Regions from separate parts of the Homo sapiens genome. Here all the other regions are linked to region 1. A link is a loop called in an ENCODE intact Hi-C map of the cell type or tissue named here. Cell type or tissue: PC-9. All regions are shown on one strand. Links, peaks and the distances in the headings refer to the core of each region. The heading gives the core; the rest is flanking DNA. Region 1 has its middle 57 kb from the start of PRSS23. Region 2 overlaps ME3 (malic enzyme 3). Region 3 overlaps PRSS23-AS1 (PRSS23 antisense RNA 1).

Region 1 (10,335 bases), core at 1,084-9,083:
CTTTTGAGTAGGATAGAAGGGTAGAGAGACCTCATGTTTCTGTTGGCTATTAGCAGCCCTGTCCAATGCCTGGAGCCTGGTTCTGGGTGCTGGGAAGAGCTGACCTCAGCCAGTGAGCACCCAGGCTGTGATCACTGAGCTGTCTGGAAGGGCTGGTCCCTCCACACACAGTGTACCCCTAATGAAAAGCAGATTTTTCCACCCCCACAATTGGGGTGAGATCTCCTCCTCCTCACCCTAAGAACAGAGGAAGAATGTTCCAAGAATATTTGCCATAGCTATTCAACCAAGATCTCGTTTTCACATTCCTGTTGACAGCTTTCCAGCCCTGGGCTAGTCTGTTGTTTTCGTCCTGTGGCCACCCGACTTCCATTCCCAGCACAACCCAAGTCAGAGGCACCCAGAATGACCCCCATCTCCACAGCAGTAAGCGCTTGGCAGTCTATGCCACTGGGAAGGAAACTGTTCCTGGCCTGAGCTTGTGCTGTGAAAGGGGAAGGGGAGGTGAGTTAGCGCATCTTTATAACCAAGTGCCCAGGATGGTGTTTGGCACACTGGGAAGGAAAAAGTATAAACAGTCCCATGATGTAGTCTCTGAAATAAGCTTCCCTCTCTGGTATCTGAATACCACCTCTCTGTTATCTGAATACCACTAAACTGCCTGCGCAATGACTGTGCCAGTCACCTTACATACACTATTGCTTAACCTCATAACCACCCTATAAGGTGGGGTTTTCGAGTCCATTTTACAGACAATGGAACGGAGGCTCAGAGAGGTCACATCTTTCAGGTTCCAAAACCTGCATTATTTTAACAATTCCATACCACCTCCCTGACATTTTTGTGGCCAAATACTCTGGGCTGGGCCTGGTGTCTCACACCTGTAATCCCAGCACTTTGGGTGACTGAAGCAAGTGGATTGCTTTGAGCCTGGGAGTTTGAGACCAGCCTGGCCAACATGGCGAAACCCCGTCTCTACAGAAAATACAAAAATCAGCTGGGCATGGTGGCAGGCACCTGTAATCTCAGCTACTCAGGAGGTTGAGGCAGGAGAATTGCTTGAACCTGGGAGGGAGAGGTTTCAGTGAGCTGAAATTGCACCACTGCACTCCAGCCTGGGTGACAGAGTGAGACTCTGTCTCAAAAAAAAAAAAAAAAAAAAAAAAGGGAATACTCTGTGCAGACACATCACATACTTTGAAGCTGCTCTCATCAAAAGCTTGGGTGGACCCCAGTTGACAGAGCAAAAGAAAGAATGTCTCTGAGCCCAATGGAATCCACTGCAGTCACTCCCCAGGGTCTCTCCTACAACTGTAAATCTAAATGCCAGCCATTCCCTGAGAAACCAGAAGCCAACCGCAGAGATCATGAGCTCGATGGAGAGAAGGTTCACATGGATATGCTTACCACCACCCTGAGATTGCAGTTGTGGGTGCCTTAATGGCTGGGTGAGAACCAGGTTTTTGTTTTTGAGACCAGTTACCATTATACTGAACAACCATTACAGTAAAAGAAACCTAAAGAACTAAGCAACAGCCAATAAATATCTATCTGATGAACATTGTCTCCAACTTTCCATTTCTATAGTCTGAAAATTCAGTCATTGCAAAGGCAATCACATTTAAGCGTAGTACTCGAATCTTTAGGGCACTGAGCCTCCACCTATGTCAATGTAGGAGACTGGTCTTTCACAGAAACTCATCCCAAACATTTCTGAGAAGCCCCAGGGATGCTTTCAGGTGTCCAAGAAGCAGTGCTGGTGGTTTCTTGCCAGGTGTAGCAGCTGCTGCCTGAGGCTGCATGCTGCTACCACTCTAATGAAGAGAGTGAGTTTCTTACATGTCACGCTCAGTGAGGGGTTCATAGCTTCAGCCACAGAGTTAATACGTTTTCTAAAAGACCTATTTAAGTTCATACATATATTCCTTTTACAGCTGTGCATCATGACTGGGACAGGCATGGTCTAATATCAGCTAACAGAGTGGATCTGGAAACACTCCAGATCCCCTCCAGGCCTGTACTGGGTCTGGCTGCCTGCTGGACCCTGTTTCTCTGATGGATGATTCAATTACAGGAGAATTCATAGCCCCTTTTGGCAAAACTGGCTCTTAAGTGACAGTTCGTATGCATTGTATTTAAGCCCCCTGGTAAAAAGATTTAAGTCCTTTTCCTGTCCTAGTGGATTCCTCAGCCCTCTTGCAAATCAGGGGATGACAATGAATCTGTGGGGAAAGGAGCAGTGCCACTATTTTTGGGAGGTGGGGCAATATTACCTGAAGCAGCAGTTCTTGCTCAGCCAAGATTTTTTTTTTATTAGATTTCAAACACAGGCAAAAGAACCAGTGCTTAGCCAACTAGTCATAGGCCTCTAATTAGAATCAAAGGTTAGTTTTGAGGTGGAAACTAACAGTTAATTTAGGTCAGTGTTTCCAAATTGTGAGCTACATACCCAGAGTCTGTGGATTACAATACTCCAATGCAGAGGATGCCAAACATCACCTAGACTATGAAGAAATAGCACATCCTGCCCACTCCACATGCATAGAATACTATTTTTCAAACATATGTGCCCCTGCTGAGATTAATAAACTATAAGCGCAACACAAAGTGTTATCGCATTCATGATCGTTTTAAACTGTTATGTGTTTTCTCTCTTTTTTTTTTTTTTTGGTTATGTGTTTTCTCAAACAACCAATATAAGAATTAATCTACATTTACATAGAGGTGGTTTTGGAAATTTTTTGACTTAAAAAATTGATCCTCGTATTGGAAAAGTTTGTGAAACTTTGTGCTAGAATTCTACCTCCTAGAATTACATGTTGGGGTGGCAGGGGGCATTGTAAAATGCAACCCAAGTCTAGGATTCTGTATCTAGCAGTCAAGCCCAGGGATCTGTTTTAGTTCACTCGCCCAGTGATTCATCTGCATACTGAAGTGTAGAACCTGAGATCAGGTCAACCCACTTATCCCATGGCTGAGGGAATTCAAGCTCCAGAGAAGGGAAGTGACTGGGCCAATGTCATAAAACATGTGGTCAATAGAACCTCCTTTATCCTATGTCTCCACCCCACAGCGAAAGGAAGAGCAAGCTACTCTCACCTGGGAGGTCCAGCTGGTGAAGACCACAAGAGACTGTCTCCAGTGGGTGAGGTGTTCTCCCTCCAAGGCTTTTACTATTCACCCTCGTCTCTCACAAATGCCCCAGATCAGGCTGGCCGGGCCACTACCTCACTGATCTCTATATGTTCAGCATTTTCTGTCTCTCCCAGCCCTTGCCAGAGCTTCTCCTGCTTCCTGATGTCCCACCTCATCCTGCCTATTCTCTCCAGTCCCAGTTCTGAATTGCTATTTTCTGAATGCTGTGTCCCCCTCAAATCTGTAGGTTGAAACCTATTCACCAAGTGATGGTGCCAGGTGGCGGGGCCTTTGGGAAGTGACTAGGTTACAGGGCAGAGCCCTCATGAATGGGACTCATACCCTTAGGAAAGAGCCTTGAGGGAGCTCATTTACTGCTTCCACATGTGTGGTCACAGAAAGAGGCATCATCTATGAACAAGAATACAGGCCCTCACCAGACACCAAATCTGCTGGTTTCTTGATCTTGGACTTCCCAACCTCTGGAGCTGTGAGGAATAAATTTCTGTTGTTCATAAGCCATCCAGTTTCTGATGTTTTTGTTATAGCAGCCCAAACAGACTCAAATACCAATTCTGTCTCAAAAATGTTTTTCAGGACCATCCTAAGCCTAAGTATCACTTTGTGGCCTTGAAACCCCTCCACACCCTGGAGTGTGCTTGTGTTTATACTGTTTTGTGTGTGGAGGATGGCTAGGTTGTGTTTCACATAATGTCTAATGCAGAGATGTGCTGAAGTTTCTTACTTGATGAATGAAAGTGCTCAAATGTGGATGACACAAACTCCAAAACTGTTTAGTGTGGAAATACTCACCATTTAGCCTTTTATTTATTTATAACCACTTTTTGAGCACTTTGTGTCATGCCCAAAGATGCAAAATGGACCAACTGTAGTCCTTCTTTCTCTTTCTTTTTTTTTTTTTCTTTGAGATGGAGTCTTGCTCTGTCGCCCAGGCTGGAGAGCAGTGGCGCGGTCTCAGCTCACTGCAAGCTCCGCCTCCCAGGTTCACACCATTCTCCTGCCTCAGCCTCCCAAGTAGCTGGGACTACAGGCACCCACCACCACGCCCGGTTAATTTTTTTGTATTTTAGTAGAGATGGGGTTTCACCATATTAGCCAGGATGGTCTCAATCTCCTGACCTCGTGATCCACCCACCTCGGCCTCCCAAAGTGCTGGGATTACAGGCGTGAGCCACCGCACCCGGCCAGTCCTTCTCTTAAGGGCTATGTGTGCTGATGGTAGTTTAGATCTCTGCTGCTGTTTGATTTTTTTGTATATTGGCAAAAACTTAATTTTTTTGTACCCCAATAAATGATTATTTAACATTGTAAACAATTAGCAAAATTGTGAGGAAGAGCAGTCATTAATGGAAATAAATCCTTAATGAATAATATAATATTTAATCAATTATAAAGCATATCCTATATTCCAGGCTATTTATGAACAGGATTTCATTTATTCCTCCATGCAACTCTTCAAGTGCACTGTTATTTCTGTTTTAATAATGGAAAAAATGAAGCAAGTGACTTGCCTAAGATCCTATCAAATGTGACACCGGAATTTAAATCCAGGTTTGTGTAATAACCAAGCCTGTGACCTTAATCACTGCTCTATGTCACCTCCCCTGTCCCCAGACAGCCTTTCTGCACCAGGGTTTCATAAACACTGAAGCATAAGCAGTTGCTAGGGGATAATGAATGACACTGAGTCACTAAGGGCAGCCAGCAGATCTGAAGTGATTGATGAATTTGTTACCAGTAAGTGGGGTTAGAAATTACAAAACAACATTAGAATCTATTGCACACAACCGCAAGCTGTCAGTGAGGTGAGACATGCAACAAGCCAAGGTATGTCTTTATTCTCTGATGCGCGGTTTGGTGTCTCAACAAGTCTTCCCAGCCATTTACCCCAGAGCCTGCTCTTTTTCAAGGGTGGTTCTCTAGAGGCAGTCTGGAGAAATTAGATTATAAAAGTTTGTCCCCAGCCTTTTTTGCCTGACTCATGGTGTGGTCTCAAGCCAGTGAGTCACCAACCTGTGACTCAGTTTTCACAGCCTACGCAGGGCTCAGAGTTTGACTGTTGGGCTCCCAGGGAATCCTGGGAATCCTGGGCTATACTTCTCTCCTTTGGCTTGTAAGAGTATCTTTTAAACTGTCAGAGGTGCTCATGGGTGGCCCAAGAACAAGGAAACTGAAGTGGCCTCACCAAGGGGGTCAGCCTCTGTTTCTGCTGATGCTATGTAATACTGAGTGTGGATCCTCTGCTCTGTGGGTGGTGCTCTGTGGCAACGGGCTGTCAGAGTGGACCAGTACTCTGAAGAGGAAAAAATTATCTGTGTGAAGAAACATGGATTCACTTCAAACCTGTCCTTTCCGAGCTACACTGAGTAAACTGGGACAGCTTCCGGTCCTCCATCCAGGTCACAACCCCACCCCCACAGTCCTCTGGGTAAACTCTGGTATGAAAAATTCATTTCGGATTTGACCAAGGAGCTCAGAAGTTTATGTGATGGGGAGCATAGACTATATCTTGGGAACAATTAGGTCTTCAAGAGGTCTCCATCCTCTGCCTACTTACAAACAGAACACAGCTCAGGTGAGCATCCTGGGAGACACCATTCCCAGTATGGGTTGTTTCAGCGATGGGACATAAGATGTTTGGAATGGGCTACTTCTTGCCATTAGTTCACCTGACATACCAAATATGATCAATATCAAGATTAAAAAAATGAGCATGACAACATATCCCCAAGATGTGGATTTTCAAGAAAAGGGCTCATGTACCTTCAGTCTTGGCCCTCAGCCAGGTCAAGAGTAGAGGAAAGGGTCAGAGGGACCAGCTTGGAGAGAGAATTAGAGAAGAGATTCCTTTGGAGAGAGCTGTTACAGCCCTCTCCCTTAGAGGGAGGCATGGAGGTGCTGCAGGAGAACGTGAAAAGATATTTCTTGCACGAGGGACCATAGAGAACTAGTCCTGAGTAATGTCTGGGAGAGCAGACCATGACTGGGTCCTGGCTCCTGCCCGCTGTGGGCAGAGGATGAGAGAGGAGTAACTTGCTGTCTAGGTTCAGGAACCAGGAGGTGTGCTGGGTGGGTTTGGAATGCATTCCCAGAGTTGTTCAAGGTCATTTCCTATGCACTAGATGTGGGACACACCAGAAAGAGAACCGTTCTGTGGGCCATCTTAGATCTTCTCTGAAAGTGCCTGTGAGAGAAGTGAAGGGATTTTCGCAGGAAGATTGGAAATGTGCTGCTCCTCAATGCCTCAAGTGGCTCCAGGAATGGCGACACATCTGTCAGGGTCAAGGTGACTGCAGGACAGAGGTCCCACAAAGGGACTTGGGAGCAACCCATGGCATGGCCCCTATGAGAAGAGTGCTGCTCTGGCTCACCCAGGGGATGCTTCCCTTGGCCAAAGACCAGACTCAAGTCAAATCTGTACTATTGCTTTACCTCTTCTCCTGCCCATGGCTTTAACTGTGTTGGATCTGAAACAGCAGAGAGAGAGAGAGTGGGGCAGGAGAGGTCCAGGACAGGAGAAGTCAACAGTGTATTATTATGCCATGAGTCATGCTTGTTCAACATACTGGTTATACAAACCAGAAAAGGTTTTGTCTGTTTTTCTTGGTTTGTTGACCTAATTACTAATACACATCTTTACTTTTCTCTTAGAGCCTGATCACATCCCTACCTTTCCATTCCTTCTTTCTGCATCTCATATTTTGTATACACTTCTATGATAGCACTCCATCTTGCATTATAACTGATTGCTTACCACTATTTCCATACTGAAAGATGTGTTCTTTGTGGCAGCAGCTGTATTTTATTTATGTTAATATTCTCTATATCCAGCTCAGTGATGCCATATGGTTGGTATGCAATCAATTCTTGTTAAATGAAAGACTAAATGAATATATGCATATTGATAGGAAGAACTTGGCAAAAGGGAGATATATTTAGGCCTTTTGAAGCTTCTTGAATCTCACCAGCTGGGCTGGGCTCATAGTTCCTGCTTGTAGTTCCATTCACATTCCCTAAAGACCTGGGTAGCTCTTTGAATATTTGGATTTGTTGAGGGGAATCCCAATTATACTCATTAGACAGCACATCCCTGAGGAGGGATGGAAACATTGAGAACACGCTCTCCATCAGGGTAAATAAAAGAAGGGAACTGAGCCACGCCTGTCCAATCTCAACAGAACCCTCTGTTGTACAGGAAACAGTGGAGAAATTGTTCATTTACATCTCATTCCTGATGGAAATATTCCAACTGCAAAGCCAGTGTCAGCTTTGATTTCCTGCCCTGAGAGGAGGCGCGGTCAAAAGGCACAAAGTGGGCTTGTGCAGTCAGAGGAATTAGGTTGGGTAAGAAGAGACTCTCACACTCCATCTTTGTTCAATGGTGGAACTTCTAGCTGGGGTGGTCAACCCAGCCCAGCCCAACCTTAGCCTTGGGGGCCTGTGAGGACTCCATTCTCTTAGAACCACAAGATATCAGGCGGAAGAGTGAAGGGCAGACCAGGCCTGAGGGTCAGTGCCCCAGTCCTTGGCTTGCTTCCTTGAAAAGAGCAAGCACTGAGAGGCCCTGGAGTTTTGGGAATCTGAGTGGCCAAGGGCAGGCAAACGAGAGGCCTATTCCAGGGCCTCCATTCCCAACCATTCCAGTTGCCTTGAAAAAGGAGGAATTCAAATAACCTGGAAAAGGCACTTACAGAGCAAAAGCACAGCCAGTTGCTATCTTACAGCTAATTTTAAAAATGTCCTTTTCTCTTGAAATTTCATCACCATGACTCATCGCACTGCAGGACAAAATTCTGAAGCTCTGAGTCAGACTGGGCACTGGGAGCTGAAGCTCAATGGGAGTTTTACCTAAATAAAGCCTGCAAGCCCAGCCTGCTGTGATACATGCTTAGAAATCTGCTGTTTCAGCAATGCACATGCCCTTGCACCTCTGCTGTTCATACAGTTGCCCACACCTTCCTTCTTCTCTTAGACATGAAGCCCCCCTCCCTTTTTTTCTGAACCTTCAGTTAGTGTGCTGTTATCTTCTGTGATAATTTAGTTCCTTTTCCATATCCAGTCTGCACTGCTATAGGTGCTTTGCTGATACTTGCTGCCTGAACAGGTGTGATGATAAAGCACACGTTTCAGAAAGAATCTAGGATCCTCTTCTCTAAATGCCAATCGAACTGATTGGTATTTAAATTTGGATCTTAGAATGTCAGAGTGGGAAGGAGCCTCATTCTCATGTTATCCACCCTCCCTGTCACTGTAGGTAAGAAATCCAAGACTCAGAGATATCGGCCAACTTGCCTGAGGTTAACACAGCCAGTCAGGATGAGAATCTAGACAAGAAGCCAGGGTCTGCTCATGTCTACATCTCTTTATTAGACTGTCTCTGTTTTTCTTTATTATATGTCCAGATTAATTCCTAAAAACCCACATCTGGGTATTGGAGGAGGGGGGTCATTTTTTGGGGACCTCTAGGAATGAGAATGGAAGGCAATGTTCAGGGCTGAACACCTGCTCCTTGGTATCCCTTGAGCTGCAGTCTGGTGACCTGAGAAGGTGGTTGTTGCACCCATGAAGGCAAGAGACCTGGAGATAGGCCATAGGAGGAAAGGTGGGACTGGTAGGGAGTGGCCTGGAGGCTGAAGACATATTCTCTATTCAGGGATGGTGGCAGTGGCAGGTTAATCAAAGCAACAGAGATGAGGAACTAGACCTATGGAAACTCTGGCTTGTCAACTGTCCTGGGACACATGGTGGGTATGGCTGTTATTGTAAATGAAGATGGGGGCCTGCAGTCAGATGGTAAGGTGGCTCTTGCATCAGGCTGTTGAAATCAGAATTTTGGGGGTTGCTACAGAGGCCCATTCACATGAGCTTAGGTGGAAAGAATCATTGTAAGAATATGGAGACCTCACAGGAAGCCAAGGATAGGTGCCATAGTGCAGCCAGGACCCCTTGGGCCTAAAATCAAGACTCTGTCAGGAGCCAAGGTGGCTAGCTCTAGGCTCCATTCTCTTTGGCTCTGTGTCTCTGTCTCCGATCCCTCTCACCCTCTGTCTCTTGGTGCCTTGTCTTCCCTTTTCTCCTGCCTGCAGTGCTCCTCACTGTAGTTTGCCCATGGCTCAGAATGGCTGCCCCTGTATTGAGTCCATCTCATTAACCTTTGGCTTCATAGCTAACTGGCTATGATTTTTCCAGACTCTAAAATCGTAAGAGAGGAACAAAATTGGCCCCGATCTCATATTTGGTTCTGGTCACAGACATCCCAGTTCTCCCCATGGATTAGCTGTTTATGTCAGATGTCCAATCAACTGTGGCTGTAGGGTTAGGGTCTCCAGGGCACAGCGTGTCAGTAGGGAATGGAGGAAGTTTAGACCATGGAGACACAGATTCCAGCTCTGCCATTTATAGGATCTGTGACTTTGGTCAATGCTCCTTACTTCTCTGAGCCTTAAGTTCCTACTCATCTGTAAAATAATACCAACTTCACAAGGTTGTAATTGCCTGTTGGGTTCTTCCTGCCCTCTGCACAGTCAAAATCTGTTCACTGAGGTTGGGGCATTGCAGTAGAGAAAGAGTTTAATCGACACAAGGCCAGCCCATACAGGAGAACTGGAATTCTCACTCAATTCAGTCTCCTTGAAGGCTCAGAGCTTAGGGGTTTTATGCACAAGTTGGTGGGTAGGGGGCTGGGAAATGGGTGCTGCTTATTGGTTGGGGTTGAAAGAGTAGAGGTGTGGAAAATGGTCCTCATGCAGTGAGTTTGCCTCTGGGTAGAGCCACAGGATTAGCTGAGTCATGAGTCAGAGTCCAGGAGGGGTCAGTCTGAAAGATATCTCAAAAAATCAATTTTAGGTTCTACAATAGTGACACTATCTATAGAAGCAATTAGGGAAGCCACAAATTTTATAACCTCTGGCCACATGACTCCTGAGCGGTAAGGGATTATAGAAACTATGCCAACACTTTAGCAGAATTCGGGCCCTTCCCAGAATCCTATTCTAGTTTACAAAGATAGTTTTCGAAAATAAAATAAAATAAAATAAAAACCCCACAAAGGGAGTTTTCAGTCCCCGAGCAAGGAAAGAGTTCATTTTAGGGAGGGACTATTATCATCCTTGCTTTTCAGTTAACCATAAACTAAATTCTACCCAAGGTTATCTTGGCCTATGCCCAGGAATGACCAAG
Region 2 (10,335 bases), core at 939-8,938, 110 kb after region 1:
ATGAGCATGTCTGCACATATATATTCATATATTTGCACAAATTCATAGATACATTATTTCTACATATCAAGCCTGTGCCCTGTAATCATCAGTGACTATTTTTCTGTGTGTGCAGAGTTCAGGATGTCATCTGGACATTTCTATGGTCTCCGTATCTCCATTTTCCTTATCTCCAATTTCTCCTACTCCCAGTTCAACTTCTTCATCAACCTCTACCAGATGAAATTGGTAATACATGAACTCCCCTTCTTAAAAAGTTTCCTGTGCTTCCTCCCACCTACAGCACAAAGTTAAACTCCTTAGCACAACGCACAAGGCCCTTCTCGAGGGGTGTCTCAATCGAGCCTCATCATCCCTACTCCCTAGTCTGTGCTGTGCGTGCTACACAAGACTCACTGCTCCTAAGTGCACACCAGGCTCTCTTGTTCCACATCTTTGTGCTGCCTACTCCCTTGCTTCTCTTAGCCCTGCTGGCTCTAACATCACTTCCCATGGAAATCTTCCCTGACAGCTCTAGACCAAATATGGGCTTTCTCATTGTGTCTGGGTGTTTATTCCACTGCCATGGCACTTATCACACTGCTGTAATGAGTTTTGCTTTTTTTTTTTTTTTTGTGCTTCTTGTTGTTGTTGTTGTTTACGTATTACCTTCAGTACTATAATAGGATCTCCCAAGGACCGTGATTGTTCTGTCAGTTTTTGTAACCCTAAGAGCCTGGCTTGGTGCTTCACACACATGGCAGATGCTTCATAGTATTTGTTAACTGAATGAGTTAATGGAGACTCCCTGAATGTACGTGTATAGATATTAGTTACGTATAAGACCCACACACTGTTAGTCTTGAAACCAATTGGGGATTCTGGATACAGGCACCATTACTGATTTGCTCATTTTTTTCGCCATTTTTTGCTTCTTTTACTTTTTACATTGATTCAAGAATGATGGCAGGCAAACAGATTCTTAACGCACTTGTCCAGATCTTTGGCTTCTCACTTTCTCTGTAATTCTACTCCTCTGGCCTCACAGCATCCTAAAGCTTAGCTTTTAGACCCTACTCTGCTACTTACCAGCTGCTGTGTAACTATAAGCAAAGCACTTAAGGAGAAACAGAAACTAACCTTCTTAGGAACACCTTCATGTATCTTGCTCATTTAATTCCCATAACACCCTTTTAGATAATCATTTATCAACTCTGTATTTTCAGGATGAAGAAACTGAGGATTTGAGAAGTTAAGTAACTTGTTCAAGATCACACACAGCAAATAGAAAAGCCAGAGTACAAATGCAGCTCCGATTCCAAAACTTGTGCATGTTCTACTGGACTGCTTTGTCCTCTCCAGATCTCACTTTCTCCATCTGAAACATCACCAGGTTGTTAGAGGAGTAAGTCAGGAATGAGGGCTATGCATGCCCTGCAGGCTGTCATGTGTGTCTGGGCATAGGGAATGTTGTCACTCTGGAGGTGCACCAAGGGATGCTTCTCCTGAACCAGTGTTGGTTGCAGTGGTTGGGCAGTGCTCAGCCACTACTCTTCAGTCCTGGCCATGACCTCACTCCCTCTCTTCATGAGTGTTTATGCCAGGCAGTGTCCTAAAAGCATTTCACAGACATTATCTCATTTTAAAGACTATAAAAGCTCCAAGGGGCAAATACCTTAGTTAGTCTCATATAGATTAAAACAAACAAACAAAAAAAAAAAGAAAGAAAAACTGGGTTCAGAGAATGTAATAGGCATCCCTAAGCTCTCACAGAGGATTTAACCCAGAAAGTCTCAAACCAGACATACCCCGCCCTGCCCCCAACACATTTACCACTACACTGAATTGCCTCCAATTCCTACAACCCCTCAGAAGCTTCAGGCTTCCATAGCACCCAGGTTTCTTTCTAGGACCCTTGTAGGCTGGTAAATGATCTCTACCATCTCTACCTGAAAATGTGTGAGCTTTAGCCCAAAGCTTCCCAGGATACGGGGACTAGGTTAAACAAAGCAGCCCCAGAAGAACTAGGGAAAGAAATTATCAAGCCAAAAGACCAGGAGTCCAGTTCTGGCTCTGCCATTTGACCAGACTGTGCTTATCTCTCAACTTCCCTAAGTCTGTTTCCTTGTCTGCAAGATGAGTATCAACATCACTGAGTTGTTCTGGGAAATGACATAGGCTGTGTTAGTCCATTTGTTGCTGCTGTAACAGAATATCACAGACCAGGTAATTTAGAAAGGAAAAAAAGTTATTTCCTCACAGCTCTGGAGCTGGGAAGTCCAAGAACATGGTTCTGGAATCTGGCAACAGCAAGCCTGCAAGACAGAGACAGGAAATAAAGTAGAACTCATCCTTTTTTTAGAAACCTACTCCTGAGATAACTAACCCACACCCAAGATAATGGCTTTAATCTATTCTTGAGGGCTCTCATCATCTCTTAATGGTCCCACCTCTTAATACCATTACAATGGAGAGTAAGTTAGTTTCCAATACATGAAATTTGGAGGACACATTCAAACCACAGCAGGCTATCATAACAAAATACCATAGACTGTGTGGCTTATTCTCACAGTTCTGGAGGCTGGAAGTCTAGGATTGGGGTACCATCATGGTTTCTGGTGAGGGCCCTCTCCCTGGCTTGCAGACAGCCACATTCTCACGGCGTCCTCACGTGGCCCTTCCTCAGTGTATGCAGGTGGAGAGAGAAAGCTTTGATGTCCCTCCCTGTTCTTATAGAGCCAATCACCCAATCCTCTTCTTACAGGGCCAAGGCTCAAGTGATCCTCCCACTTCAGCCTCCTGAGTAGCTGTGACTACAGGTGTGCACTACCACGCCTGGCTAATTTTTGTAGGGATTTCATCATGTTGCCCAGGCTGGTCTGGAACTCCTGGGCTCAAACGGTCCATCTGCCTTGGCCTCCCAAAGTTCTGGGATTACAGGTGTGAACCAGCGTGTCTAGCCTGTTCCTAATTTTTTAACGGTGCCTGGTAACATCCAGAACGGAGCAAAGATACAATTTCACCCCTCAAGAATTACCATTTAGAGGTTCTGGGTTTTTTGTTGTTGTTGTTGTTATTCTCACGATTACAAGTCAATTAAAATGGATAATCCTGTTTAAATTAACTTCTATGGTTTGTTATCAATCACAGTTTCAGTTTGTCCTAACAGAGAAGCCAAGGATAGTGTTCAAAGGAACCTTCCATAAGATTTCCAAGAAAGAAGACAATGGACAAACCAGCTGCTATCTATGATGTTTTATTTTCAGAATGAAACACAAAACAAACAAAAAAAAACACAAAAGACCCAGAACCATTTACTAGCATGTGAATGTGATCCTGTCTCTAACTTGAGCCTTCATGCATAGTAGACAATACCCCAGGTATGGGACTAAAATGCTACCAGTCATTCTTTGTTTTTTGGATAATTTTCTTTTGGCAGCATGATAATTTATTTCAAACCAAAGTCCACGACTTTGCTGAGACACAGGTAAGCTGAGCGACAGTAAGAAAGACAGTCTCATGATCTGATTATGAGCTAAGAAAACTGGGAAGTCTAGAGTTTAAAAAGCTGTCCCACGGGCATGCTGACCATTAGCTGACATGCTACTCACAACCAGGATGTCAGGAGGGAGGTTGGGAACATCATAGCAGTCTAAGGAGAAGACAGTCCTGGTGGGGATGACTGTGGTACCCATGTAGAGACATGAACCCAAGCTCTGGCTCCATACAACCCAGTTCATTTGGGAGGGGGATTTAAATCAGGGCCCCCACTTCTGACTGACCAGATGGAGGCATCCCTGAACACCCCTCTCAGGTTTCCCAATCTCTCCTCCCTCTACTCTTCCTTCTCCTTTTTTTCTTCCTCCTTCCCTTCCTCATGCCCAAAATGGCTGTTTGTAGGAATGGAAGGAGAGGGGTGTATTTTGGGAGGGATTTGGGGACTCAATTAATGGAACATATCAAGGTTAAGGGAGAATAAGTGCAGGAAGGAAATTCTGGTTCCTTTTCTTTCCTCCTATCTGGACTCCAAAGGCACCGTCATGGCAGAATCAGCATGGGGCTGTGAGCCAGTGGCCCTACTCTCATCTCAGCTCTGCCACTGATGGTGGGCCTGTCATTTAACTGCGTTGAGCCCAGGTTTCCCCTCTAGATGGTGGACATGTAACCTCCCCAAATGACCCCATGAGGCCCATGGTAGATGCTTCTGTCTGTGAAGTCCTTCATGATTGCATCTGATGGACAGACTCCTCTCCTCTTCCGGGCCCCTCTAGCACGGTCCTCTGTTGCCCTCTGGCCTATAGAACAGCATGCATTTGGGTTTGAGAGCAACCTGGATTTGCAGCCAAGACACCCATGAGAGTACCTTCCTCTCCCTCACAACCACCCTTCTCATACCAATCAAGTCTCAATGTCCCTAAGCGTCCTGTCTAGCACCTTTTCATTTCTCTTATTACATTTCTCCTCCATGCCCTTACTTTCCAGCTATTTTAATGTGCTCAGTGGAATGTGGCATTTAACAGCACGGGCTCTAGAACCAGCATTACCTGGGTTCAGATTCTGACTTTGCCTCCCCAGACTGTGGCACCTTGGACCAATTATGTAAGCATGTTGTGCTCAGTTTCCTGATCTACAAAATAGGGTTAATAATAGCACCCCTCATGTGGCTGTATGAGAGTTAATAAATCAAAACACACAAAGCCCAGGAAAGTACCTAGCAAATAGTAAGTGACTAAATGTCAGTCTGTCACTGTGCTTATGTCCTTGGTCACATCTCTCTTGTGGGTCAATGAGCTGCTTGGAGACTGTAATGTGGCCTTGGACTTTACAGAGATGAGTTTCTGTGACCAGAGAATAAGCAACCAAATCCTCAGCCTGGCCACACAATGCTGGATGGTGACTCAGTGGTCATTACTGACATGCATATCGGACTCACAGCAGTTTTCTGTGGGAACCCTCAACATCCTGACTCTGTGTCCCTGGGCACAGGGGCCGTGCAGTGCTCAGGCGGAGAGTGACTAAGTGCTGCCATCCAGCTGTGGTGGCTGACTCATGCATGAGGACTGAAGGATGTGGATTCTGAAAGCCCTTCCTCACCGTTGTGTTTCCTGTCCATATAGCCCTGCCCCAGGGCCTGGGGCTCCCATGGAGGACCAGTGCCCAGGAGAGATTCGTGTGACTGCAGAGCACCTGGGTTGCCCTGAAGGAAACCACTGGCCTTCAGTATCACTCACTGCACCTGGGCCCACCCAAGGTCTCTGGAGTGCAGTTCTGCCCCTGTGGCCTCCTCTGTCCCCTCCTTCACAGCGCAGGCTGTCACACATGTGGCAGGTTCTCCAACATATGGCCAGAGAATCAGTGTATGCAGTACTGGAGGGGCCTGAGGATGATGTCCAGGGCCATTCCTCATTTTGCAGACATAGAGACTAATGTCTGAGGGAGGCAGGGTCTTCAGCAATACAGTCAGGACTAGAATCCTGAGGACTAATTCCCAAGTCCATGTTCTTTTCAGGAAACCCTGCTAAAGTAAAAGAATACAACTTCTTGGCTGTAGTGTGAGGAACAGGCAGAAGCAGGCACAGGGAAGCGAGTCCAAGATACCTGGCTTACAGAGCCTGCTCTACCCCACCCCCCTTGGCCATTTTGTCTCCCTTCTTCACTCCCCTATTTAGGCTCTCGGATCAGGCAGTTCCCCACTACTTCCCCACAAACTGTGAGGCCCCTGTGAAGCTGCTCTCCCAGAGGCCCTCTGCTCAGGCTGCACTCTCTTGCACCCAGCAGCCCTTGAACACATCACTTTTGGAAGTATCCAGTCCACACCACTATGCTGTTGGAGTCAGGCAGGTCAGAGTTGGAATCACAGAAACTATGTGGCCATGGACAAGGTACTTAGCCTCTTTAAGCCTCAGTTTCTTCATCTGTGGTCTTCTTCATATAGGTAAAATAAAATAATTTGGCTGGGCATGGTGGCTCACACCTGTAATCCCAGCCCTTTGGGAGGCTGAGGCAGGAGGATCACCTGAGGTCAGGAGTTCGAGACCAGCCTGGCCAACATGATGAAACCCTCTCTCTCCTAAAAATACAAAAATTAGCCGGTCATGATGGTGGGTGCCTGTAATCCCTCCTATTCAGGAGGCTGAGGCAGGAGAATTGCTTGAACCCGAGAGGCGGAGGTTGCAGTGAGTTGAAATTGTGCCACTACACTCCAGCCTGGATGACAAGAATAAAACTCTATCTCAAAATAATTTATAACTATCAGAACAGTGCCTGGCAGCCCGTAGGCTTCCAATGTGCCATGCCTGTTATTATTATTGCCTGTTATTTTTAAAGCTTCACTCAAATTGTCTTTATTATGCCCATGGTTCCAGATGCATCAGAATTACCTGAGGATTTTTATAAACAAGACAGTCTGATCTATTAGGTCTGAGAAGGAGCTAAGGAATTTTTTTTTTAAGTTCACCAAGGAGATTCTGATATGCGTTTGGATTTGGGAACCACTAAACCCCTTCATTGCCCACGGTTTTCTTATGAGTTTGGCACTAGTTCTCTCACATTCTTGTCACTGCCTATAAGTTACAGGCAGTTTTGCAGGTGGACTGACCTTAGATTTGGAAGATCCCAACTTAGATCTGTAACTTTTCTATCCCTCCTAATGAGCTACATCTCACCAAGACATTAATGTGCAGAGAAGGGGGAGGCAGGAGAGCACAGGGACTGTGACCACTGGGCTTCAGAATTGGAAATCCCTGTGTTCAGTCCAAGTTTTGGAACTCACTGGCTGTAGCTCTTCAGGCCAAGCTCCATGACCACTATTTTGTAACTGCTTGTTAAGAGGGATTTTGTTCAACCTAACATCTGCAATTCGGTACATAGCATCCTTCCCCTAATCCAGCAGTTCCTCCAACCTCCTGTTTCCCAGGGCCTCAGGCCCCAGACCTGGGCTCATCTGTGACTCGGTTGGTCCTCCCATCCTAGTCCTCCCCCATTTATGTCCTTCCTGCCATCCCTGCCGCCTCCATCGGAAATGAGACTTCCACAAACACCATCTAACCACCTGCCCTCCCTCACCCTGCTCCTTTCCAGGTTTCCTCAGGGGCTCCTGATTAGCTGTGGCTCCCTTTCAAACTTTCACTGCCTCCCCACTGCCTGCATACTCTGTGTGGCACTGCACAGGCACTGGCCTCAGCCCTTGAAAGTCCTGACTCGGGTTTCTAATGTTCTACTCACACTTAGTAACATGGTCATTCAATAATAACAACAGCTTCTGAGGAGACGCTGGGTGTTGGTATTCCGAGAAGATGCCAAAGAGTGTGTTGTCTCCAGGCCACAGGCCTGATTTGATCAAATCTGCTTCATCCTTTTGATTTCTCTTGGCATTTGGACTTGTTTGAGGCAAACACTGCAGGAGGTTTGGTTTTTACCTAAAATTATAATGTTGCTTTTGGGCTTGGAAGCTTGCGTGTAAAGCACTTGTGGCTGTTTAAACTCTGCAGCAAAGAAAAGGCCAGGAACACATTCCCGGTGCTCTGTTTCATGGAAACCCAGAGACAGCACAATCCATAACATCATGAAGGATACAGGAGAGGCTCTGGAGACCAAACCCACTCAGGTGTCCAGCTCAGGCCCCCAGATATGTCACTGGAGTTGGAGCCTGCCAAGTCCAGCTGCATTTGGAAAATACTTCAACCAAGCGCTGTCAGTCAGGGCCTCATGACCAGAAATCCATGCTTCTGCTGCTTGCTTTTTCCCTTTATTGATAACAGAGGTAACTCAAACCTTTAGCTCATATGTTATTAGCATGACCTTGAACTCTCTTCTTCAAAAGAACATTTTTGGGGGGATACACTGTATGTAAAATAGATCAAAACAACAAAAGGTTCATCAGGGGATGATGATCTCTATTCAATAGGGGATGTAGATCTCTATTATTGGTGGCAAGTAAATCACTGCAGAACCTCTGAAGTTCCTCCAGGTCTAGAGTTCTGAAACAAGTGCTTGTGTAGGCATTATTCAGACTCAGTTTCCTCTTCTGCATGCTTCATACCACCTCATTGTCATGGTGCAGGTATAGCAGAATTAAACCTCAACAGTGCACATTTAGACTGTTATTTACATCCAATTTCAATCACAAGTTCTCAGCCATCTAAGCTGCTAGTGAGGTGCCTGGCAGCAGCGGGTGGGTAGTAGTAAGCCCAGCTAGCAGGGTAAGTTCTGTAAGCTGCCTCATTAGATAAGAATGGCTGCTTTGCTCAAAGCCTCAAATACTCCTGGCTTGTGTCCTCAGGACTACTCTTGAACTCTGGAAACAAACAATGGGACACCAAGACACAGAAGATACCCAAGACAGTAAGAGCTGACTTTAATATTGGAGGACAGTGTAGACTGGCTGATATGTTTTCTCTGAGAGTAAAACTTCAAGTAGTTTTATCTTCATACAGTGTCTCAGGCTCCAAGTGATGAAGGGAGTTGTAACCAGTATAAGTATACTAGTTCCTGGTGGGAGGAAATGTGTCCTTTACCCACGGGGGAGGGGGAGGGTCTAAACCAAAACACATTTAGTTAACCTCCTTTCTTCAGCAAAAGAGATTGTTTCTCTGTTTTTAAGAACGGGTTTTTTAAGTTAAGGGCTTCTTTAAGAAAACAAATAAATGAGTACGAGCCCTGCATCTTTCTCTCGAAATGTGTTTTGAAACCTCACAGACAAAGCCATGCCTCTGGGAATAGTCCAGCTGCTCTGAATGTTATGACGAAGGAATACAAGTTCAGGGACATGAACTCGAGATGCTAGACATTCTCATGACCTGGTGAGAAAGATAGCAGGGCTCCAGTTTCCAGGCCTGGGTTTTCTTTCCCCAAAAGACAAACCATCAGTCAGACCCATTGAATTCACTGTATCACCAGTTAGGTTTTGCAGGAACAAGGGGCACGCATGTAGCTCCCAGGCCTCTCTTTGCAGACCCTGTTTAATTGGAATTGTTAATGCAAGACTGTGAGGAAGAAGAGCGGACTGGTTCTATGCTTTGGGAGAATCAGATGACAAGCACAGCACTTTCTTTATCTTTGATTTTTCCATCCCTTGCTTGTCAATACTAGATTTAGACGTTTCTCTCCATGTAACGTTTCTCCTTCCTCATAGACTTTTCTGTAATGAGGACTATAAAACTGAGGCTCACAGGCCCCATAATTGAGTCAAGGCCTACCCAGTGCAGGAGTTGCAACTGCGGTCTGCATGAATCTAAAGTCTGTATTTCCATTTTCTGACGTGGTTACCTAACCCATTACCTAGAAAGGAGCTGAGTTCCTAGGCAGGTGAACAGAAACATTAAGGGCTTCCAGGTAAGACTGATGTCTAGATCAGAAAATAGACCTTAGTATCAAATAGTCTATGAGGACAGAGCCACTGTAGGACACTGATTCTCAGCTTTGACTGCACTTTACAGTCATTTGAGAAATTTAAAAAAATACTAATGACTGTCTCACCTCCAGAGATTCTGAACAAATCGGTCTAGATTATGGCCTAGGCGTCAGAATTTTTAAAAGCTCCCCAAGTAACACGAATATGCAGCCAAAACTAAGAACAACTGCTTAGGAAAGACAGAAATAGCATCTTAGAAGGGGAAGCTGGAGCTGTTTAAATATCTGCTGCCCCAGGACCAGGGCCCAGAACAGGCTCCAGTGGCTCCCGAAGTATTGGGAGGAGGCTGGAGATGGCGGCAGGCAAGGGAGCTCAGCCAAGGCTGGCAGCCACACACCACACTGACTGTTATTCACAGAGCGAGCCAAAGGATTGACTCCTACATACTGGCATGTAATTATTTTATGAACTTAAATCTTAACTCTCCAGATAGATTATAAGTTCTCTCAGTTTGAGATGCCAGCACCCAAAAGATGTCTACCATCTTCCCCATTGAATCATCTGCACCAGAGGGCAGGACCTGTTGCTGTTCTTTGCTGTCTCTCAGGCTGCGTAGCACAGTACCGCACACATGGTGACTGGACATGGAGGGTGGGGGGACTTTAGCTGGAAGCATAGACATCCTGGAAAGGGTGATATTTTCATCTTAATTGATTCCAGAAGCCATTCTGCTTTCTCATCTGAAACTGGGAATTGCTTATGCGTGGTGTTAACTGAAGCCACCCTTTCCTTGCAAGCCCATAGGCCTCTTGCCCCACATTCAGCTTCCTGTGCTTTTTCTTTGGTACAAGTATGAAGGCTTCTGCTGGACATTAAATCTGCTAGTGAGATGGCCTTGGCAGAGGAGCCTTAAGGATATTCACTGGGTCCTGAGGGTTATGATTTTGAGGTTGATACTGAATCCTTCAGAGTAAGGAGAGTGGGCAGACTTCACAAATCAGCAG
Region 3 (10,335 bases), core at 1,433-9,432, 180 kb before region 1:
CTTTCTGTGCCTCCCTCACACATTCCTGCATCTAAATTAGAACTGGTCAATGTTTCACTCCCCTGCTGTCCTCCCAGCCTTGTCTTCTGAAGCTGGTGAACAATTAACCACCAGCAAGCAGCCCCTGTTTTCCGGCTCTCGATCTTACCTCCTTAGAAGCCTCCCTACATTTACTGCTAGGTGTCAATGATCTACCAAGCTTGAGAAGCACCGGGGCTTCCTCTCCATTCTTTAAGGATCCTCTTGTATACCCTTTTACAATGATTCTGATGATATACGATTCTTCTCAAGGAAATATATCTTAGGGAATAACCAAGCCAAAGCACCCACATTGACTCTTGAATCGTGTTTTCTGTTGGGAATTCTTACAAAGAACTGGAGAAAACGGGAAAAGATTCCAGGCCAGTTCTGTCACTTACAAGCCAGGTGACATTAGCCAAGTTTCTTAACTTCTGTGGGTCTTCTTTTTACACTTATTAAATGAGGAGGGTCATTCTTCCCTCTTAAGTGTGTTATACAGACTAAATAACAGTGTGTACAAAAGTGTTTGGCCCAGACTAGCAACTTAATCAGTTTTCTTACATAAGAAACTGTAGTCTAAAGTTCATATGATCATAGAATACTGGAACTAGAAAATGCCTTGTAGAGCTTGTATAACTTTAACAAGAGAGGAGGTCCAGAGAAAAAGTCTGAGATATACATATTCAATGACCTTTCAGCCAATTGGTGGCCTATAGTCTAGTTCTGCTTTGTCCATTAGAAATATAATGTATAAGCCATACATGTAATTTAAAATTTTCTAGTAATCACATTAAAGAAATAGAAGGTGGTTTATGCTGGTAATCCCAGCAATTTGGGAGGCTTAGGTGGGAGGATCACTTGAGTTCGAGACCACCCTAGGCAACACGGCAAGACCCCATCTCTACAAAAATATTTTAAAAAATTAGCTGGGTGTGTTAATGTGTGCTTGTAGTTCCAGTTTTTTGAGAGGCAGAGGTGGAAGGCTCACTTGAGCCCAGGAGTTCGAGGTTGCAGTGAGCAATGATCACACCATTGCACTCCAGCCTGGGCGACAGAGACCCCGTCTCAAAAAAAAAAAAAAAAAGTAGACAGGAACAGGTGAAATTAATTTTAACATATATTATTGAACCCGATGTATGTGATATATCATTTTAACATGTAATGGATATAAAAATTAATAATGAAATATTTTACATTTAGTAGCCCCAAAAAAGGGCTACTAAATTTTCAAAACCTGCTGTGTGTTTTGCATTCACAGCACAATCAATTCAGACTAACCACATTTCAAGTGCTTAATAGTCATATGAGGGTAGGACCTACAGTGCAGGTGTAGTTTAATTCAAGCCAGCAAACATTTTGTGCACCTGTTATATGCCAGGAAGTCTGTTAGATGCAGGAATATGAAGGTGAACAAACATACCAGGGTAATAGGCAGACAGCTCTGGAAAGCACAAATTATAATTCAATGCTGGGTGTCCCTTCCTGTCTAGGCTGCTGTATTATTTATTCATATGTTTGAGCAAATGTAGAAAAAAATTCTCTAGAGAATATCTATATCTTTAGGGCATTTTCTTCTGCTTAGATATCAAGGGATGGAAAGTATTTATTTTTACTGAGCTACTACTGTGTCCCAGGTATTGTATCTGCACTTGACAGGTATTGTCTCATTTAATCTTCATAGTGATGGTGTGAGGACATTATTTTGCCCATTTTATTTTTATTTTTATTTGTTTATTTTTTTTAGAGATGGGGTCTTGCTATGTTGCCCAGGTTGGTCTCTAACTCCTGGGCTCAAGCAGTCCTCCCGTCTCAGCCTCCCAAAGTTCTGGGATTACAGGCAAGAGCCACTGTACCTGGTCACATTTTGCCCATTTTAAAGAGGAGGAAATAAAAGTTGAGAGTGGTTAAGTAATTGTCCATCTGATTTATCAGAGGTAGACCTGGGACTCAATCTCAGAAACAAGGCATGTTTAACTTGGTCAGTATTGTCTCAGGGAGATTTGGAGAGAGGAATGTTCCTTGGCCATTATTATTTTTATCTATTTATAAACATTCCCAAAGTTTCCTGAATAATGTGACTGGAGCTTTATTTTAATAATAACTTTCCATTCCAGGTGACCAGTGGTCCTCCTTTCTGAAGGCTCTTGCTACAAAGGAAAGATGAGGATATTCTATTTCTTGATCCCTCTCAGCTACTGGGAGCTGCTTTGTGCCTTGGAAGCCTCAAGCTGAAATGGATGTCAGCCTCAAGTTTAACTCCAAGAGGGTTCACCTTGTTTCTTTGAACAAAATGTGCTGCCTGTTGCTTCCCTTTGCCAGGAGTGGTGTTCCCTTTTCCACAGGTCTGGACCACAGTGTCTCTAGCTCCCGCTCCTGGATACTTGGTTACTGTGTGTTTCGGTAAAAAAGCATCCACAACATGAATATCCACTAAGCTGTAACAGGGCCTGCTGCAACTATAGTATTTCCTGAAAAAGTATCAACTGCCACAAGGGCCACAAATAAAGTCTGTGAACTTGAAATAACCATGGAGAATGAAATGTTCTGATTCAGATCATCGGTGGGATTTCACTGGGAAATCTCCCACTGGGCAAGAGTAGATGATGGAGGAGGAGAAACAGTCACTAGAAAAAGGTGATACTTTGTATCAAGAAACAATTAAAAATTAGATCACATCCTGAAACATTAAGCATATGCTCCTTTGTGAGGCTTGCCTGGCTGAACTTGAACTGGATTGAGTGAATAATTTCTTAAAAACAATCAAAATCACAGATTTATTCTATTTTAAATACTTATATTTACTTATATTTCATTCAGAAATTAGTTAACAAATAATTTTTGAGTATCCTGGGAACTGTTCTAATCATTAAACATGCAAGTTTGAAGAAAGTAAGGATGAATCTGCCTGCGTGGGGCTCTCAATCTAGCGAGAAGCAGATAAGAAGACAAATGTCAGGGAAGATCACACAACCTTCAGGTAATATTTAAGCTGAGACCTCACTAGTTGCTAAGACTGGATTTCAGAGGTCAGGTTTGGATATACAAAATTTAGGAGCTGGTACATGACATTTAAAACCATGGGAATGAATGAGATTTCCTAGATAGAAAGAAGAAAAGAATATTGACATTTAATGTTGAACGGAGTAGGAGGAGCTGAACAGGGAGACCAGGAAGGAGCAGACAGTGAACCTGGAGCATGAATAGGAGAGTGGGTGTCATGGAAGCCAAGAGAAACAAGAATTCAAGAAAGAAAGTTTCTTACTGTAGCAAATGGCGCTGAGAGGGAAAGTAAGGCCATGGAATGATGACAATGACAACAGTGACGAAGGATCATTGAGTATGGTATCATGCTGACATTTGTTTCTACCCAGGCTAGGTCGTTACTGAGGGGTGGTAGCTAAGACAGGGTGGGTTGAACATGAGGAAATGAAGACAGAACATGAATTTTTGGAAAGTTTGGCTACAATGGGAAGTAGAGAAATGGGGTAATATCTGGAAGGGGAGGGAATTGAGTCAGTAGGGTTTTGTGTTTTGATTTTACGGTAGGGCATCTAGATAGATCATGTTTATGTACCTATTCCCACTCTGTTCTCTCTTCCTGAAGAGTCTCCTCTGGCAAACTCCATTCTGTAAACGTCCGTATTTAAGTGTCCTGTTCTCTGTCAAACATTCTTCCCAGGCCTAGTATGATGTTTGTCCCCAGGCTTCCATGCCATTATGTGTACACATTATCTGCCATAAGCTTACCTTATTGCATGGCAATGGAAGTTTTTCCTCCTTCTCTCTTCTTCATTAGACAAGAACAGGGTCTTGAAAAGTAGAGACTGTGTCTTCTCAAGTTCGGACTACTGGCACAGGTAGGTGCTCAGAACTTGGCACCAGGAAGATGCTTATTAAATATTTGAAGAACAAATAAGTAAATGAATGAATAGACTAACTGAGTTTGAAGGCAGTGCTATGGCAGATTTTTCTTATTTTATGAATGGAAAAACTATGGCATAGAACAATTTGGAATCTGATAATTTTACAAATTCGTAGGAGTGCTGGAAAACAGTAAAATCTTCAGTCTTGCTCCTTGAGCTGTTGCCCAGGTCCCTCTCTGGGACTGCACTAGCAGCCCTAAAAAACACCTGGGGCTGATACCCTCACATTCACACCAAACCGCAGACCTCACCACAGAAGCACAGGCCTTCACGCTGGCGTCTGCAGTCTACTTGTAGTTTGATTTTAGCAACATTGGCCAAGTTGAGGCTGGGAAGCAGCTGGTGAACAAAGGGTGGATGCACTTTTCTGAATCTAGGGGGAGACCAGGTTAGAGCCATGCTAAGTGAAGCTGCTAGGGTAGGTGGGCCAGGCAGGGGAACAGGCAAAGATACCCTTGGCTCCCTTAAACTTGGGCTAGAAAAAACAAAGACATGGCTCAAGGAGAACCACAAGGTGTCACTGTTCATCCTCAGTTAAACAAACACTGATTTGGGCAGGGACTTGAGAAACACTGCAAAGAACTTTATTTTGCAGATGAAGAAACGGAGGCCCGGGGAGGTAACATGATTTGACTAAGATCACGTAACAACTTAATGGCAGAACAATTATGAGAAACCAAGTCTCTTAACTTTCAGACTGGCAGGACCACTTTCTCCCATTGCTCCTATGAGATGGCATTTTGAGATGAGGAGTAAGCCTTCTCTACAATCATTCACTCAAGACAATGGCTTTCAATTAGAAATAGAACAGAAAAAAAACAAGAGAGAGAGAAGAAAAGAATGAAAAAAGCGCAGCATTCACTCTCACATGTGCCTTATTCAAAGTGCTGGGCTAAGATGCCAGTGCCCACAACGAGAGAGTGGCCCACAGGGCCTCCGTCTGTGGCAGGCTTGAATACCCGAATAGAAAAGTATCAGGTAAAGGATTTCATTCTTTTTATGGCTCCAACTTAAAAAGAGTCTGGTTCCCAAGGAAAACAGGAAGCCAAGTTGCTCAGCAAAGAATTGGCTGAAACCTAAGTAGGACCCAGATAAAAACATTTGCTGGATGGAAGGATGTGGGCAAATTTCTGGGCCCCGCTGCTTGGGGATGGGAAGCTATGAGGCAGAAGACCCTTTGTGAAACAGTGACCCGTGCACCAGGCATTTTTGCGGATGTCTGGAAACTGCGAGGCAGTGGAGGAGTCATAAGTTAGTTGGTTTTTTAATTCCAACTAACTTTACTCCACCAAGTATCTCAGGAGATTTCGCCTATGCTCTTTGGCCTGACTCCCACTAGGCCCTTACTCCTTCCATGGTGGCTTCTACTGGAGCCTCTTTCTTAGTTCCCAGGTTATTAAAATAATAATAAATTCAAAGAGCTTTGTTGTTTTCTTAGGTAATATAATTAATATGCGCTCATTACAAAAATTCAGATACCAAGTAGCAGAATGAAGAAAATAAAAGACATCTGTAGTCTCTCCATTCAGAAATAACTGCTGTTAGCATAATGCTGTATACATTCAGGCTGTTGGCCTGTGGAACACCTGGTATATGTCCTCGGCCCTGGGTTTACAGCTGTAAAGCTGGCACACACTAATCTCAGCTCTCACAGAGCCTACATTCTAATTGTCTGGGAGAGACAGACAATAATATTTTGTAAAAAAGTAAAATATATAGGATGTCAGATTGTGGTAAATGCTATGAAGACAGAGAAGGGGATGGGGATTTTAATGGTGGTGAGGTGGCAATTTAAAAATAGGATATTCAGAAAGTGACATTTGAACAAAGATCTGAAGCAGATGTGGATATCTGGGAGAAGACTTCTTTCTTTCTTTCTGTACATAGACAATAATGCAATTATAACATAAACAATATATGAATACATCTTTGATTTAAAATCTTCAAATAATACAGAAATATATGGGAAACAAGGGAACAACCTTCTCACCACCCTCCTATTACCTTCTCCTCTCTCCCAATAAGCACTTTGGCAATGGTGTGTTCCCTGCCCAAGCTTCATCTCTGCATTTACATTCATTTCTGTATATACTGACACAATAGCTTTATTTTATTTCCTACGTAAATGAGCTCATCCTTTGTGAAGGTGATATCTTTTTATTTTCAGCAAAAAGAGTCGTCTTAACATTTTCTAAAATTCAAAGGTATGTGAGAGCTATAGGCCTCATTACTAAAAATGAAATAGCTAAATGTGATTGCTAAGTGTGGGTAAATGTTTTACTTCTTCCTTTGGGCTAATAATCTAGCATATACTGAATTCTATTGAAATAATTTGTTTCTGCCTCTGTCTCTGCTACTACACAGTGAATTTTTTGTGGCCAGGGAATTAGGTCTTCGCATCTATTAATTTCCTGTGCTTGGTGCAATGCCCAGCATGTGGTGTTTGGTAAATGAATAGGCAATCAATTATACTTTCATACATTACTGTGGAAGGCTTCCAATACTGGGTGAGATATTGGCTGAGATCAATCATCTGCCCTAATGTGGTCCAATCTTTTCTCCATTGAAATATCTATGTCACTATGGGACACAGCCACTGTGGGATGATAGCCAGGATGACTGTGGTCAGATCCTACAAATCAGATAGTCCGATTTTAAGCATTAGAATTAAAAAATCAAGTAATGAGAGCTACCTTTCATTCCTCTTGCTGCAAGAAAAGAGTTAGGACACAAATGTGCTAAGCACTTGACCTAACACTTCTTGTTCAAGACACAAAAGTCTCAATGAAGTAGATATTATTTTGTGGACAAGGAAACTGAAAATCAGTGATTAATATGGATATTAGTTAGATCCATTCATGTGTCTACCATACAGACTTATCAGATCTTAACATTTCCCTATGTTTGCCTTAATTTTTTTCCCCAGAAATATTACACCAGAGGCCCACGATCACAAATTCATTGATTGATTGAGACGGAGTCTCACTCTGTCGCCCAGGCTGGAGTGCAATGGCACAATCTCAGCTCACTGCACCCTCCGTCTCCCGGGTTCAAGCGATTCTCCTACCTCAGTCTCCCGAGTAGCTGGGATTACAGGCTTGTGCCACCACGCCTGGGTCATTTTGTATTTTTAGTAGAGATGGGGTTTTGCCATGTTGGTCAGGCTGGTCTTGAACTCCTGACCTCACGTGATCTGCCCGCCTTGGCCTCCCAAAGTGCTGGGATTACAGGCGTGAGCGACCGCGCCCGGCTCCACAAATTTAATTGCAAACATTGGATGGCACATTTAAAAAGCCACTTAAAACAACTTTGTCATTTTATTCAATGGACATGAACTGAGCCTCGGTGCTGGGCTAAGCTGTACGGATACAGAAAGGTATAAAGCTCTGTCCTTGTGCTCACAGGGACTCACTTTTTAGTGGGGGTGGCAGACGTATAAGTTTTACAGTTGAGAAACTGAGGCACAGAGAGGGGTGGTTACTCTTTCAAGAGGCAAAGCCAGGTTTATACACCGGGGGTCAAACAAGCTGGCCTCTTGGTGGACTGGGAGGCCCCTACACATTCCTGGTCTGTTGGAACAGTGTGGATTCTGAGTGGGGGCACCTCTTCTCTGGGTGGGTCCAACTGGGAAGGGGAGCCAGTTTGACACAATGAAGCCGAATCTGTGAGAAGCACTCATGAGTGTTTTTCTCTCTTTCCACTAACCATCTTTTTGCTGCAAAGAATTAAATTCTTTTCTGGTGACACACACTTCCTGTCAGTATGAGGCACACCCAGCCAGACAAAACCACCCAAAGTAAATGAAGAAAAATCCTTTTAATTCCTCTAGGTCCACAGATTTGGTTTCTGCTGGATTGTTGCCATTTTCCCAGGGGTAAAGCCAGAGGTGGATTTGGGGAACAGCAAATAAGAACAATACACTGATAAGGGTAACACCAGTGACATGAAAACATTCACTATTTATTATCTCCAATTAAAATTCCATATTCTTATAAAAGCAATTCTCATCATAGAAAACTCAGAAAGCTACCAAAATTCGTGTTTATGGGTTTTTTTTGTAAAAAGAAAACCAAAATCTCTCAGTCTAAACTACAATCACTTTAACATTTTGATGTATAAACTTTCTTTTTAAATATTATATTTGTATGCATTATTTATTCTGGTCTGGTCATATAACTTTATATGACAAATACTTCCTTATATATTATGCACTTTGTTTTGTTTTGTTTTGTTTTGAGACAGAGTCCTGCTCTGTCACCCAGGCTGGAATGCAGTGGTGTGATCTCGGCTCACTGTAACCTCTGCTTCCTGAGTTCAAGCAATTCTTGTCCCTCAGCTTCCTGAGTAGCTGGGATTACAGGTGTGTGCCACCATGCCTGGCTAACTTTTTTGTATTTTTTTAGTAGAGACAGGGTTTCACCATGTTGGGCAGGCTGGTCTTGAACTCCTGGCCTCAAGTGATCCACCTGCCTTAGTCTCTCCCAAAGCGCTGGGATTACAGGCATGAGCCACCACACCTGACCCATTATGCTCTTTCAAATATAATTACAAATATAATATTTCATTATACAGTTGCTCTATAATTTAGTTGGTCAATCTATTGTTGGACATTTAAATTTTCTATCTTTCAGTTACTATATTATTACCACTTTAGCCAGGCACAGTGGCTAAATATGTATTATATATAATTATATGTTATATATATATTACTTATATACATTATATATTAGTTTTATATATATAATATATATTATTATTACGACTCTAAGCAGATATTTGCCTTATTGAGTGACATCACCGGCCTCTTTTCTTACATTATCTCATTTCCTTATAAGCCTCCAGAGTAGACATTATTACTGTATTATTACTGTTTTATAAATGAAGGAACTAGAATTCAAAGAGGATAAAAAACTGTCCCAAGTTCAAAGCCAGGCTTTACACCTAAGTCTCTTTAACTCCTGAGCCAACACTACCTATTGCCACACTCTGGGTGTGCCTGGTGCTCCCTAACCCACCCTGAGTTTTCTGTCTTACCAGAACATCATTACTTGTGATGTAAGAGTTTTCTTCTACTCTCCTTTGCTCAAAAAACTTAATCCTAGTCTCACTCCTTTCATGTTCCCATGAATCCCCTGGCCTCTTAGTAAAATTCGGGTTTTCCAATTAAACGCTCTCCATTTTAAAGTTCCCAGGCAGCTGGACTGATGCGATTGATGGTTCCCAACTGCTGTGCCATGTGCTCTGGTCCTCCTTCCTTCTCAGCTGTTCCCAGAAAGGCAGGCTATGAGGTTAATCACGTCTCTATGCTGTAAAACTGAATCCTGATACACTCACTAAAGCCCTCGTGGTTATTTGTGCCCCATTTGTATTCCCATTTATATTCTGAAACTTTTTCAAAATCTGAGATGCTCTCAGCAACTCAGTACATTCTAAACAGGATATTAAACTTTTAAAAAATGTATAAGGCTTAAAACTCTCTTCTAAATTCCAGACTTGGAACAGTTTAATTGACACCCACTCAGATGTTTTGAAACTTAACACATTCAAATCAGAATTATTGAAAGTTTTTATATGTGCAATGATTACATGTCAACTAAAAAGGGGAAAAAAGGTTCTGCCACATTATAATCCTTTTTTCCAACTGTTTATTTCTGTTATTTTGAAAGAACAATCAGATGGTACTTTTTTCAAAGACAGTCACATAAAAACTGAAACAAAATATAGATTAATTACATTTTTTGAAAATTGTGTGATACACGATTATGAAATTTGTAGAAATTTTATGTGGAAAAAGAACAAGGGAAATCGAGTGAAATGCTTTGAAGGCATCTATGACATAGGATGCTGTGCTCTTCCTCACCTTCCATTCACTTTTTAACCCTCTCCAATGTGCCTTTTCCACCATCTGAAATTGTTCTCACAAAGGTCACCAGTGACTTTCCAATTGCAAATCCAATGGGAGTTTTTTGGACCTCAGCTTACCTGATTAATTTGAGGCATTCAATGTTATTAATCAGTAACACTCCTTTTGCAACTTTCTTTCTTTTGTTGTTTTTTGTTTTTTGAGATGGAGTCTCACTCTGTCACCCAGGCTGGAGTGTAGTGGCACGATCTCGGCTTGCTGCAACCTCTGTCTCCTGGGTTCAAGCAATTCTCCTGCTTCAGCCTCCTGAGTAGCTGGGACTACAGGCACACGCCACCACGTCTGTGTCTGGCTAATCTTTGAGGTTTTTTTTTTTTTTTTTTTAGTAGAGATGGTGTTTCACCACATTCGTCAGGCCGGTCTCAAACTCCTGACCTCAGGTGATCCACCCGCCTCAGCCTCCGAAAACATTTGGATTACAGGCATAAGCTACCGGGTCTGGCCACAACTTTCTAGTCTCAGTGTCAT

What was found. Peaks named below come from ENCODE experiments on the same cell type or tissue, not always from the same donor. Only the 100,000 strongest peaks of a DNase experiment are listed, where the experiment ranks them.
Region 2: it touches region 1 in a loop (11-fold over the local background); 15 of 110 quality-filtered maps call a loop at or near these places.
Region 3: a loop joins it to region 1, with 7 times the contacts of the local background. A loop is called at or near these places in 5 of 110 quality-filtered maps.

Annotation. Positions count from the first base shown.
Region 1 is chr11:86,738,403-86,748,737 of GRCh38, reverse strand. No RefSeq gene overlaps it. Among named protein-coding and RNA genes, the nearest start is that of PRSS23, 57 kb to the left of the region's middle. RefSeq lists enhancers at 7,067-7,680, 7,817-8,111, 7,681-8,295. In PC-9, for the core only: no CTCF peak of the experiment used is centred there; DNase peaks (open chromatin) are centred at 4,947, 6,707, 7,537, 7,957 and 1 weaker place; H3K4me3 peaks cover 1,014 bases; H3K27ac peaks cover 5,555 bases.
Region 2 is chr11:86,627,629-86,637,963 of GRCh38, reverse strand. The region is part of intron 2 of ME3 (malic enzyme 3); the gene reads left to right. Among named protein-coding and RNA genes, the nearest start is that of ME3, 40 kb to the left of the region's middle. In PC-9, for the core only: a CTCF peak has its summit at 5,023; a DNase peak (open chromatin) is centred at 5,003; H3K27ac peaks cover 2,260 bases.
Region 3 is chr11:86,913,899-86,924,233 of GRCh38, reverse strand. It overlaps PRSS23-AS1 (PRSS23 antisense RNA 1), which reads left to right. Exons shown (of 4, transcript NR_187135.1): 2 at 2,136-2,998. It also overlaps a transcript of PRSS23 not described here. Among named protein-coding and RNA genes, the nearest start is that of PRSS23-AS1, 19 kb to the left of the region's middle. In PC-9, for the core only: CTCF peaks have their summits at 4,243 and 4,444 (motif pointing right); DNase peaks (open chromatin) are centred at 4,493, 7,733 and 8,188; H3K27ac peaks cover 2,885 bases.